Linked DNA regions of Homo sapiens: region 2 is linked to region 1. Evidence: read pairs that join two places in POLR2A ChIA-PET (ENCODE). Cell type or tissue: HCT116. All regions are shown on one strand. Links, peaks and the distances in the headings refer to the core of each region. The heading gives the core; the rest is flanking DNA.

Region 1 (5,793 bases), core at 768-4,767:
CCGGAAAAAGGTGAGTGGTAGTTACTATTTGACGTTTCCCAGTTAATTGCCGTAAGGATATGCACTTGTCTCTAGTCCACACACTTCATGATATAGGTATAGCGTTAGTTTAGCGAAGTTTTCACTGCACTGATATATCTAGTAGGTGATGGAGCTGGGAATGCAACTCATGTCTGACTAGTCCACAATACTGCACTATTTCAGTGTTTACGATTTTTTATCCTTTCCCTTCTGAAGAGGCAAAAAATTGAGGAATGTGCCCTGCTTTCCTAAGAACTGAAGTGTGAGTACACTGGTAAATCCTTTCATTTGCCTTGTTCCTTATCTGTCAATATGTCTGAATCCTCGCTTGTTGGTTGCACTAAGAATTGTTCTGTTGTTTCTCATCACAGAAATCTGCAGTCAACTACCTGTTCTCGTGAAGTCTTAAAACTCTTATAGAATAGCCATTTAGGCCTTTCTGCTAGCCTCCTGAATTCTGTATTCTCAGGCTGAGCGAGTTTCTGTTTACTCTCAAACCTTAGGTGATTTGGCTAACTCTTAAAGTAATTAGCACGATGATTGGAACGGAGCATTCTCTCCAACACAGCATTTCTTTTGGCACTTTGCTTCTTGTGCAGTTTAGCTCCAGAAAGTATTAAGGAATGACTTTAGTGCTCATTTGGATGCAGTAAGTGGTTTGATCTCAGGGTGGCAAAAAGAATGCTTTTTTTATACCTTTTCACATTCGGATAACTTGTTTAGAAGACAGAGGTTCTAACTAGGTTTTGGCCTATTAAGAACTGCAAACTAGCAGCAGCAGAACTCTGGCTAAAGGGGCAAGCTTATTAGGAAATTGAGTATTTAAAAGTTGAGCTACCATATGATCCAACAATCCCACTGCTGGGTATATACCCAGAAGAAAATCGGTATATCAAAGAGATATCTGCACTCCTATGTTTGTTGTAGCACTGTTTATAATAGCTAAGATTTAGAAGCAACCTTAGTGTCCATCGGGATGAATGGATAAAGAAAATGTACCTATACGCGGCCAGGCACGGTGGCTTGTGCCTAGCACTTTGGAAAGCCGAGGCGGGTGGATCACCTGAGGTCAGGAGTTCGAGACCAGCCTGGCCAAGATAGTGAAACCCCGTCTCTAGTAAAAATACAAAAATTAGCCGGGCTTGTGGTGTGGGCCTGTAATCTCAGCCACCCGGGAGGCTGAGGCAGGAGAATCGCTGGAACCTGGGAGGCAGAGGCTGCAGTGAGCCGAGATCACGCCACTGTACTCCAGCCTGGGCGACAGAGCAAGACTCCATCTCAAAAAAAAAAAAAAAAAAAAGGGAAAAAGAAAATGCACCTATACACAGTGGTACTATTCAGCCATAAAAAGAATGAGATCCAGTCATTTACAACAACATGGGTGGAACTGGAGATCGTTATGTTAAGTGAAATAGGCACACAAAGACAAGCATCACATGTTCTTGTTTGTGGGATCTAAAAATCAAAACAAGTGGACTTGTCATATAGAGAGTAGAAGGATGGTTACCAGAAGCTGAGAACTTCTGGTGGCGGGAGGTGGGGATGGTTAATGGGTACAAAAAGAAAAAAGAATGAATTAGACCAACTATTTGATAGCACGACAGCGTGACTAAAGTCAATAACTTAGTTACATATTTTAAAATAACTTAGAGTGTAATTGGATTGTTTGTACCTCAAAGAAAAAATGCAATAAAACTTTACAGTGGAGAAACCTAACAAGCACTACCTCAGCCAGGTAATCAAGGTTAACATCAACAGTCACGAGTCATGTTGATATATACCCTTGATAAGGTGTGATGAAAATGACACTTAAACCTAAAAATCCATAACCCTATCTAATGAGAAAAATAACAAATCCCAAGAGGGGCATTTTACAAAATACTTGACCAGTAGTGCGGAAATTGTCAAGGTCATCAAAAAAGTCTGAGAAATTGCCACAGCCAAAGGAGTCTAGAGACATGATGACTAAATGTTAGGTGGTGTCCTGCGTGGGGTCCTAGAACAGAAAAAGGACATTAGAAAAACATAAGGAAATAAAAAAAAAGTATGGACTTGAGTTAATAAGGCATCAGTGTTGGTTTGTTAATGAGTCATACTAATGTAAGATGAGAAACTGGTAAGGTTTATAAGAACTCTGTAGCATGTTTGCAATTTTTTGGTAAATAGAAAACTTGTAAACAATAGTTCTGTTGTTTAGGTAAAAGGAGCAATCAAGGCCGTGCGTGGTGGCTCGCGCCTGTAATCCCAGCACTTTGGGAGGCCAAGGCGGGTGTATCACCTGAGGTCAGGGGATCAAGACCAGCCTGTCCAACATGATGAAACCCCCATCTCTAGTAAAAATAAGAAAAAATTAGCTGGGCGTGGTGGTGGGCGCCTGTTATCCCAGCTACTCAGGAGGCTGAAGCAGGAGAATTGTTTGAACCCAGGAGAAGGAGCTGAGATCACGTCATTGCACTCCAGCCTGGGCAACAAGAGCAAAACTCCATCTCAAAAAAAAAAAAAAAGAACAATAAAAAAAGTTGAGGATTAGTGGGGAGTGTAGTTTGAGTTAAATAATTCAGTTGAATGGACATAAATTCTAGACATAATTGTAGGTAGTCTTAGAATTTATTGATCTTTTATAGAGATGGGGTTCTCACTATGTTGCCCAGGCTGGTCTCAAAATCCTGGGCTCAAGTGATCCTGCCTCAGCCTCACAAACTGTTGGGATTAAAGAACTATGCAGAGCTGCTGAATGGCCACAAGTTCAGGGTGGCAAGATGAGTTGCCCATTTGATAGGAAGCTCTAGGATGTTTGATCTGAATGGGGTTTGGATTCAAACTTGATGACAACTGGGTGACATGCCATCTTTGCTATTACCACATTTTCTCTTTATATATATATATTTATATATTATATATTATATATATTTTTATGTTTTTTATATATATTTATATATATAATATATATATATATATTTTTTTTTTTTTTTTGAGATGGAGTCTCTGTTTCCCTGGCTGGAGTGCAGTGGTGCGATCTCTGCTCACTGCAACTTCCGCCCACCTCCCGGGTTCAAGTGATTCTTCTGCCTCAGCCTCCTAAGCAGCTGGGATTATAGACACGTGCCACCATGCCCGGCTGATTTTTTTGTATTTTTAGTAGAGATGGGGTTTCACCATGTTGGTCAGGCTGGTCTTGAACTCCTGACCTCATGATCTGCCTGCCTCGGCCTCCCAAAGTGCTAGGATTACAGGCATGAGCCACTGTGCCCAGCCTTCTCTTTATTTTTTTTAGTCCACAAGTTCTACACATTTTCTCTTAAATTCACTGATTTTTAGATTATTTTCTCCCTATGGCTTAAGAGTATACTGAGTACTATTTAAAGCAAAGCATTGCAAAAGAATAGTTGCCCCACTATTCATTTGCAATGCTTTGCTTTAAATAGTACTTAAAGTAGTCATTTTTGAAGAAAGTGATCTTCTGTAGTTATTTATTAAGGCTTTAATTTAATTTTTTTTCAGGCTAAAACTACAAAGAAGATTGTGCTAAGGCTTGAGTGCGTTGAGCCCAACTGCAGATCTAAGAGAATGCTGGCTATTAAAAGATGCAAGCATTTTGAACTGGGAGGAGATAAGAAGAGAAAGGTATATAATTATGGGTGGAAGGTGCAATCTTTTTCATAGCTTTATTATTTGAAAAGGTGAACATCTATTCATTGTGGCATAGAGCTCAGGGGTAATCCTCTAAAAATATTAGATCTATAGCTAAAGATATGTGAGGTCTTTTGCTACAAGGAGGAAAGGAAGAATGAGGCAGCTTAACAGCATGGTGAGTATTTTAGGAACAGATAATGTTCTTAATGGGGCAGTAGTTCATGGCAAAATACAAAACAACTTTTTTCTGTTCTGTTACAGGGCCAAGTGATCCAGTTCTAAGTGTCATCTTTTATTATGAAGACAATAAAATCTTGAGTTTATGTTCACTTCATTTGTTTGCTGTTCATCTTTTGGGAGGGAATAAGCTAGAGCCATCAATACAATTCCGCTTGTGGGGAAATTTATGCCTCTTACTGGTACTACTTGTTTTGCATTGAAGCTGACTGGTTGAGTTCACATCATATGTTGCAATTTTCTAATTTGGCACTTCAATCACTAGGGGCCTTATGAGGCAGTTTGTCATTATGCAATGGTTATTGGTTATCATGTGAGTAGACACATTTCAGGCTAATAGGGAGAAGTCAGTAACACATTCATAGTGAATATGAGATGTCTTTGCTAAGAGTTAAGTGTCAGATCTTTGTTATAACAGTTAATTTAATAAAGAATTTTGGCATTGTTCTTCAGACACAGTACACTGTAACATATATAACATTGTCTGTGGACTTGGTCTTACACTCTTGAACATTTTGACATTCCCCCTCACATTTTAAAGTAGATATATTTATACCAAAATAACTACAAAGAATAGGTTTTCTAGTGTATGAAACCCCCCAGTGGAGTTTTTTTTTTTTTTTTGAGACAGGGTCTCCCTCTCGTAAGTGCCAGTGGTGTGGATCATAGCTTGCTACAGCTTTGAGCTTGCAGGCTCAAGTGGTCCACCTGCCTCAGCCTCCTGAGTAGCTGGGACTATAGGTGCCTGTTACCATACCTGGCTAATTTTAGTTTTTGTGTTGGGTGTCTCTCTTTGTTACTCAGCTAGTCTGGAACTCCTGGCCTTCAGTGAAACTCCTATCTCAGCATCCCAAGATGTTGGGATTACAGGTGTGAGCCACCAGGTCTGGCCAAACTCCCCGGTGGAAGAATCTTAAGAGACAAAATATCCATTCTTTAAAATGCCTCTTAACAGTTCCAAATTATACATCTTTTTTTTTTTCTTTTTTTGAGATGGAGTGTTGCTCGTTACCTAGGCTGGAGTGCAATTGGTACAACCTCAGCTCACTGCAGCCTCTGCCTCCCAGGTTCAAGTGATTGTCCTGCCTCAGCCTCTGGAGTAGCTGGGATTACAGGTGCCTGCCACCTGCCTGGCTAATTTTTGTATTTTTAGTAGAGAGGGGGTTTCACCATGTTGGCCAGGATGGTCTCCATCTCCTGACCTCGTGATCCGCCCGACTTGGCCTCCCAAAGTGTTGGGATTACAGGCGTGAGACACCGTGCCTGGCCTATACATCCTTCTTAATACATTTCAGTCTTAATGATGTTTAGCTCTTGGTAGTTAAATATGCTACACATTTTGATAATTGGGAGAGAATCTCAACAAGGGGGGTGGGTATCTGGATGAGTAAATATGGGTTTAATAGTTTTATTCCTAAAGTTTAAACTTCGGAAAATTTTATTCAAGGAAATAGAACTTTTTTTTTTGAGATGGAGTCTTGCTCTGTTGCCCAGGCTGGAATGCAGTGGCGTGATCTTGGGTCACTGCACCCCCCCACTTCCCGGGTTCAAGTGATTCTCCTGCCTCAGTCTCCTGAGTAGCTGGGGCTACAGAAGCTCGCCACCATACCTGGCTAATTTTTGTATTTTTAGTAGAGACAGGGCTTTACTATGTTAGCCAGGCTGGTCTTGAAATCCTAACCTCAAGTGATCTGCCTGCCTCAGCTTCCAAAAGTGCTGGGATTCCAGGCATGAGCCACTGTGCCTGGCTTTTTTTTTTTTTTTTGAGATGGAATCTTTGTTGCCCAGGCTGGAGTGAGGTGGCATGATCTCAGCTCAATGCAACCTCCACCTCCCGGGTTCAAGCGATTCTCATGCCTCAGCCCCCAGAGTAGCTGGGACCACAGGCGTGCGCCACCACAC
Region 2 (7,479 bases), core at 1,846-5,845, 140 kb before region 1:
GCTGCTTTCTGGGCACGGTGTTCAGTAAGAAAGGCAGTCTTCCCTCTATCAATCAACCTAGGAAATGAGTGATGTACTAGCTCTCTGCCATCTTTCCAAGTCCCTTCCTGTTGCAAGATCCCATCCTTCTATACACAACTTTGAGGAACGAAGAATATGCCCTCCCTCATCTGAAGTTGCAGAAAGGAGCCATTATCTTGTGCTCAAGATGCCAAAGCCCTATCTAGTGCTACACTAACCCTGGGAGACATCAGGGACTTGGCTGAACTATAGCCAAGGGAACTCCCTGGTATGACAGCCCAGAGAAGGGGCCTTGTGTCTCTAGGGAGGTCCCCACCCTGCTCAGAGGTCCTAGGAGCTTCTGGCTACATGGATCAATCTGCCCTGACTGGGACCCAGATCCCTCTAGAGGAAGAGGAAACAAAGGAGGGTAGAGTAGGGGAACAGCACAGAAAGGGAAATGATTTGCTCATTGTTTCCCGGGGAGGGGGGTGGGCTGTAAGTAGAACCCAGATACCTGCATCCTGAAAACACTCTCTCAATACCCCCAACCACAGCCTCTGCCTCCTTTGAACACTTTCATCCCTCTCAAGCCTCAGTATATGTCCTTTCCCTCTCGATGTGACTTAGAAGTGAATCCTCCAGCATGCATTTCCTGGGGCCTGAGCTGAGAGCTGAGTTGTTTCTCTGTTCAACAACTGGTCACCTACTCTGCTTTCCCCACACCCATGCAGAGACGAGGACCAGTACCTGCTGCGGCACTCCAGCCCCATCACAGACCGGGAGCCAGCCTTTGGACAGCAGGCTCCATGCAGTGTGGCCACAGAAAGCAAAGGGGAGCTACAGAAGATCCTGGCCCACTTGGAAGATGAGAACCGGTGGGTGTGATGATAGCAGAAATCTGTGTGGGTTCTTGAGGCAGACAGATTGAATTTAAGTCCAGGCACTTCTACATCCTAGCTGTCTGACCTTGAGCAAGTTACTTATATTCTGTAATCCTCTATTTCCTTATCTGTAAAACGGGGATGATGATCATCAAACCTGCCTCCTAGGGTCACTTGTGAAGACCAAATGAGATCAGGCATATAATGTGTTTGGCTCAGTGCCTGGCTTATAGTAAGGGTTCAATAAATGCTAGCTATTATAATAATTATTTGAAAACTTTTAAATTTTTTTTTTTTTTGAGACAGAGTCTCACTCTGTTGCCCAGGCTGGAGTGCAGTGTCGTGATCTCGGCTCACTGCAACCTCTGGCTCCTGAGTTCAAACGATTCTCATGCCTTAGCGTCCCGAGTAGCTGGGACTACAGGCATGCACCACCATGCCTGGCTAATTTTTTTTTTTTTTGGTATTTTTAGTAGAGACGGGGTTTCACCATGTTGGCCAGGCTGGTCTTGAACTCCTGACCTCAAGTGATCTGCTCACCCCGGCTTCCCAAAGTGCTGGGATTACAGGCATGAGCCACTGTGCCTGGCCTGAATCCTTTTAATGTAACCCAAATTTTTCCAAGAACACACAAGATGCAAGCAGAGAGAATGCATAGAGAAAACAGGAGAGGGTATGACATGTTCCTGCCCTCAGAGACCTTTCAATGTTGGAAGTGGAAAGAAATGTGTATCACCTAGTAAAAGTATTCCAGAGGACAATGACACTACATAGAGCGTTGGAGGTCTGGAATAGGGATGGTGAAGAAGAATACAGGGAAGACATGACTTTCCATAAAGTAAAGGTGGCAGCAGGTACCTAAGGAGGGTCCAAGCCTCTTATGGGGCATGAAGTAGAATTCGTAGTACCCCTTAGAGCAGTGCTTTGCAAACAGTAGTGCATAAGATAGTCACTTGGGAAGCTTGGTAAAATACAAATTCTAAGTCACAGGTCTGGGTGGGGCCTGAGTTTCTGCGTTTCTCACTAGCTCCCAGTGGATGCCCATACTGCTGTTCCACAGGCCACACTTGGAGTAGCAAGTCTTTAGAACAGTGCTACTCAGAGTTTGGAGAGCAGACCAGGGCCAGTTTGTGACCAGTTTGTGACCAGTCCAAGGCAAGATAAAAAAAAAAAAAAAAAAAAAGAGAGAGTAAGCTTTTAGAAACTTTTACAGCAATTTGACATTGCTATGATATTCAAGCACCAAATTAGTAGGCTCATCTCGTTGAATAGGGTAGAGACCAGTTTGAGTGTTGTTGAACTTGTGTGATGAATTACGTGGTGTGAGCTATGTACTAGTCATGTGCATTGGGACCACATACTGGTCCACAACAGAGTGAAAAAAAAAAAAACCTGGATTTTTGCCATGAATCATTTGAGAAACACTGCCTTTGAGCAGCAGTCTGCAGGCCCTGGGAAACACTGGGCTGAGAGTGACTGTTCTGTTGCAAATAAAGAAAAAACGAACAAAGCCAAAAGTGATATCCCCAAAAGTAGGCCACCTGTTTGGAATTTGTTTTTTTGATGACCCAGCATGGGTGTTCAAAGTGGGCCAAAGAGGAGGATTGTGGAGAGAAGAGGCAAGACAGGTGGTCTCTTGTTTATGTTATGTTTTCCCTTGGAATCTAAACATCTAAAAATGGAGTAGGTGAGTCAGTGGCCCTAATGCCTCCTTTATTTGCAGACTGTGTTTCTGCCTGATTTTAAGGTCAGAATTAATCCCTAAAGCAGCACATCAAAGCCCTGAGACATTTCTTACGCAAAATGTCAACTTTCTCTGCTCTGAGGTCTCAGGATGGCAGAGTAAATGACATATGTGCTGGAGAGGAAGTGGATGTGGCCATTCAAGCAAGAGCACAGCTGGGGGTGGGGATGGGGGTGGGGGTGAGGTAGGGTGGAAGAGCACAGGGATTGTTCACACCTAGGCCTGAGGGGACATCTGAAACCTGGACAGTCAGAGCCCTGTTAGAGCCATAGGTCTTGGTGTCTCTCTCCATGGCAGGATTCTCCAGGGAGAGCTGAGGCGCCTGAAGTGGCAGCATGAGGAGGCAGCTGAGGCACCCAGTCTGGCTGACGGCTCCACTGAGGCAGCAACAGACCACCGCAATGAGGAGCTTCTGGCCGAGGCCCGTATCCTTCGGCAACATAAGAGCCGCCTGGAGACGCGCATGCAGATCCTCGAAGATCACAACAAGCAGCTAGAGTCCCAGCTGCAGCGTCTGAGGGAGCTTCTCCTGCAGGTGAGGATGGAGACAGGAAAAGAGCCAGGGTGGCCTCTGAGCCCAGGGGAAGGGCTGGGGAGCTGAGGGCTGTGGCAAAGAAGACACAAGAGAGAGCTCCTTGGCAGTGGCTGTCAGGTAACTTCCTGAAGAGAACTGGGCCTGCGGTTGGTGGGGGGGCGGGGGAAAGAAGAGACTGGTATGGTCACATCTTCAGCCAACTCTCTTCCACCTACCTTCCATGCCACCCTGTGTGTCACTCTCCAGCCACTGTGGGGCCTGGGGCAGAGAGAAGACTTCTGAGGGCTTATTTCTTCACAACCCATTGGAATCCCATACTAAAAGAACAAACTTCAAAAATCATCTAAAACATTGATTTTGCTAGTATGGTATTTGCTAGAAAGAAGTGGGTTGGGACAAGTTTGGCAAGAGAAAGATTAGTGCTATCTAAAGGTGTTTCTTGTTACTTTTTGCACCTTTCATCTCTGAGAGGCAATGTGTATGCTGTGGTAAAGCTCTGGAGTCAGGCAGCTCTGGGTTTGCATGTGGCTCTGCCAATTGACTGTGGGGTGTTTGGACAGTTAGTTAACCTCTCTAAGCCCCAGTTTCCTCATCTGTACAACAGAGATGGTAACAGTACCAACTTCATAGAATTGTGGTGAACATAAAAGGAGATAATGCATTTATGGAATTTAGCATGATGCCAGGAATTTAGTACACACTTCATAAATGTTACCTATTATTGTCATTATATGTAATGGAAAATACCACTCTTCTGCCTCTTCCCCAGATCCTCCAAGGAATGGCCTCTATGGATTCCTGGAGGTTTCTAACATATGCTATGTCATGAACCAAGGATCAGGTGTGAAACTCTACATTTCCAGAGAGAATTGTGTTCTAAATAGCTTAATTATAGCTGAAATGACAGCAAGAGACCTTTAGGTACAATGCCATTCTTTATTTAATTAATTAATTAATTAATTAATTTTCAAGACAGAGTTTGGCTCTTGTTGCCCAGGCTGGAGTGTAATGGCTCGATCTCAGCTCACTGCAACCTCCGCCTCCCAGGTTCAAGCGATTCTCCTGCCTCAGCCTCCCAAGTAGCTGGGATTATAGGCATGGGCCACCATGCCCGGCTAATTTTGTATTTTTAGTGGAGACGGGGTTTCTCCATGTTGGTTAGGCTGGTCTTGAACTCCTGACCTCAGGTGATCCGCCTGCGTCAGCCTCCCAAAGTGCTGGGATTACAGGCGTGAGCCACCGCGCCCAGCCTACAATGCCATTCTTATAAGAACTGGGAGCCTTTGACACATGTTGTTAAAGGAAGAAGGTAATGGGTAATTCAATATTCTAAGAAGTTTCCTAAAAGTGGAAGCCACTGTTTTAGGTAATACCAAAAGCTTCTTAAAGTCTAAGGGTAAAGGGATGGTATGAAGTCTCTCAGGTCCCTTCTAAGCTCAGGAGTCTGTCAGAGTAAGGTCAGGAAGGCAAATCCACTTAAGTCATGCCTTACCTCTTGCTAGCCACCCACCGAATCAGATGGCAGTGGCTCTGCAGGCTCGTCCCTAGCTTCCTCTCCACAGCAGTCAGAAGGCAGTCACCCCCGGGAGAAGGGACAGACTACTCCAGATACCGAGGCTGCAGGTGAGTTCCCCTGGCCTTTCCCAGCCCCTTTCTCCATGGCTTTGTCCTGCCCTCGATTTCCTGCCCAAGGCTTTGCGGGGCTGGGACTGGTTTCTCCTCTTGGCTTTGTGCTTAGGGTCAGGGATGATTGGTTTACTGATTGATTAATTCATATGCTTATTCCACAAATAAATATACATTGAGCACAACCTATGTATTAGGCATTGTGCTGGGAAGATGCAAATGCTGCGGGCAGGTCTGCCCTTCAGCTGGCAGAATTCTATCTGACCCCTTGGCCTCATAAAGGAGTCTCTAGTTCTCTTCTCAAATCTCTGTTTTTTAACCCAGATGATGTGGGGTCAAAGAGCCAGGATGTCAGCCTGTGCTTGGAGGACATCATGGAGAAACTCCGTCATGCCTTCCCCAGTGTGCGAAGTTCTGATGTGACTGCCAACACCCTGCTGGCCTCTTGATGGAGCCAGATCCCCATCCTATAGTTCATAGTCCTCTCCTGGTTCCGGTCAAAGCCTTTCCTCAGCCTTCACCCAACCTTTCCAGTTTCCACTGGCCCCACATTCCTCAACTAGTATTATTTGGGCTCTGGGCAGCAGCAGGGATCTGGTGGTATGTGAGGTGCATGCGGGCAGTGATGGGAGAAGGGGAGGCATGATTCTTCTGACCCTAGAAATGTTCCCTTTAATCTTCAAGTTCGAGATCAGCCCTTTAAGTACCTTTCTGTTGCAGCCCAGGCAAATATCACTTGGCCATTCAGATGGGGAGCAGAGAAGCTGCCTTGCAGAGCTAAGCGGTACATGTTGGCCCCTCTTCCTTCTCCGTGGAATTATGGAAAGAGAGAAGCCTAATTACCCCAAGGTTCCATCCAGCATTATGAATCCACAGGGTTTACCCCTACTCTCTGGCGCAACTCAGGGAGGCAAAAGGGTATCCCCGAGACACCTTCCCCACCCCAAGTGCCCCTGAAAAAGTCTGGGCAGTGTGTGTTCTATTACTTCAGCTCCAGGACAGATTGCTAGCCATCCTAATGCTACCTAGGTATTGGTTTCTCCTCAAATATCTTCATTTTCTTTAGCCTCAGTCCCTGACAGACCTTCCTTAAGGGGAGAACAGTTCATTCTGGTTCTTCTACGTTATATTTGGAAGCATTAAATCCATACTTATGGGTTTAGATTTTTTTTTTGCCCCACATCTTCCTATTTCTTAAAGTCCTCAGCATTTTGAGAGACCCACTGAGTTGCGAGTTGCTCTGGAAACCTGGCTGAAGCCACCCTTTGCTCCTCTGAGTCTGTCCTCACAGACCTGAGGACACAGTGGCAGCTTGCTGAGCAAGGGAGTGTTGCTTTCCTTGGGTAAGGAAGAGGAAGCCCACCTCAAGTCTGGAGTAGTATGACTGCCATCCAACACCCTTCCAGGCTGTGACCCTTCTAGCTCTCAGGCTGAATCAGGTGAGGTGGCTGATTGTCCCCAGCTAATCATAAGGCATTTGCAACTGGCTACCGTGTGTAGTGGCCCCTCCATAGGAGCCACAGGCCACAAATCAGGAAGCTGGCCACTTTCCACCCAGACAACAACAGCAAGGCCTTCCTGTGCCTAAAATTGTTATTTCTAACTCTGGAAGGTGAATCCAATCCTCAAACTGAACTAGCTCTTCCTAGGCGACATATACCATGATCTCTTTATCCAGAAACTGTTCAGAATAGATAGTAGGGGTGGGGGAGTGGGCTTGGGAATGTTGAATAGATTCAGAGCCCACTTAGGCAGCTTTCTCCCAAGAGGAGCTTTATAACCTAGAGCCCTGCAGTTGACTTCATTTGCCTAAGTTTATATACATACATATCTATTCTACATATCTACTGTACATCAGTGCTCTCCTGGCCTCACTCACACATTAAATTCTAATACCTCTTGAAGTATTAATGTTCTGCCTTGCTCTTTGTTAGCCCCAGCCTCTGGTTGGAAAGATAGATGTATCCTGGCTGTTCCCCTAGGATATCTCTCTCCATTGATGTTTGGGGTGGGCTGTCCTCAAGACCAAAGCAACAGAAACCTGTGGTCACAGAGAATCTAACAGGAAGAGTCACTGTTCTCTTCACTCATTCCAAATCTTGTTCCCTTGAGACCTGGGCCTTGGGTGAATTTTCCTGGGCTCCCCTAAATGGTTCAGGTGCCAAAATAGAGCAAACCCAAGCTCTGCCCACCCCATGCAGAAAAGGACAAACAGGCCTTTATTAGCCTTTGCCAGCTAAGACACAGAGAACATTCTCTGGTCCCTTCCAGCTCTTATGGTCTCACTCAGGGCTAAAGAAAGCAACAGTTGCCACCACAATCAGGAGGGAGTGACGGTTGGGGTGTTGTATTATAATCCAGCAGTGGGCCAGTGGGTAGAACTGCTAGGAACCTAGTTTGATCTGCTGCAGGGGAGGCAGGGCAGTGGCTTGGGTCCAGAAGCTTAGGGTTGCCTCCTCCACCACTAAGTCACAGGTCCAGGGTGTCAGACTTCACAGCATAACATCTGCCTTAGTGTTCATGAGGTCTCTGGGCAGGAGAACTGGGTATCTGGATAGATGGTTGAGCAGGTGGTAGGCGGGCATCAATCATAGAACCTGGGCATCAGTCAGAGTGGGAGCATATTTGTAGAAGCCTAGATTGTGGGCGGGAATGTGGGACGGAGGGCTCAAGGACTTTGGAGGCATATG

The links. ChIA-PET counts read pairs that join two places held together with the same protein. Peaks named below come from ENCODE experiments on the same cell type or tissue, not always from the same donor. Only the 100,000 strongest peaks of a DNase experiment are listed, where the experiment ranks them.
Region 2: POLR2A ChIA-PET joins it to region 1 with 5 read pairs; 3 of 35 experiments call an interaction of 5 or more read pairs at or near these places.

What each region holds. Positions count from the first base shown.
Region 1 is chrX:101,391,813-101,397,605 of GRCh38, forward strand. It overlaps RPL36A-HNRNPH2 (RPL36A-HNRNPH2 readthrough), which reads left to right. Exons shown (of 4, transcript NM_001199974.2): 3 at 1-10. RPL36A (ribosomal protein L36a) reads left to right here. Exons shown (of 5, transcript NM_021029.6): 3 at 1-10; 4 at 3,523-3,645; 5 at 3,916-4,343. The coding sequence ends at 3,936. Among named protein-coding and RNA genes, the nearest start is that of RPL36A-HNRNPH2, 3.7 kb to the left of the region's middle. In HCT116, for the core only: no CTCF peak of the experiment used is centred there; no DNase peak of the experiment used is centred there; H3K4me3 peaks cover 164 bases; H3K27ac peaks cover 1,554 bases.
Region 2 is chrX:101,255,384-101,262,862 of GRCh38, forward strand. DRP2 (dystrophin related protein 2) reads left to right here. Exons shown (of 24, transcript NM_001939.3): 21 at 735-878; 22 at 2,926-3,163; 23 at 4,666-4,786; 24 at 5,114-7,479. The coding sequence ends at 5,238. Among named protein-coding and RNA genes, the nearest start is that of TAF7L, 32 kb to the right of the region's middle. In HCT116, for the core only: CTCF peaks have their summits at 5,211 (motif pointing right) and 5,412; no DNase peak of the experiment used is centred there.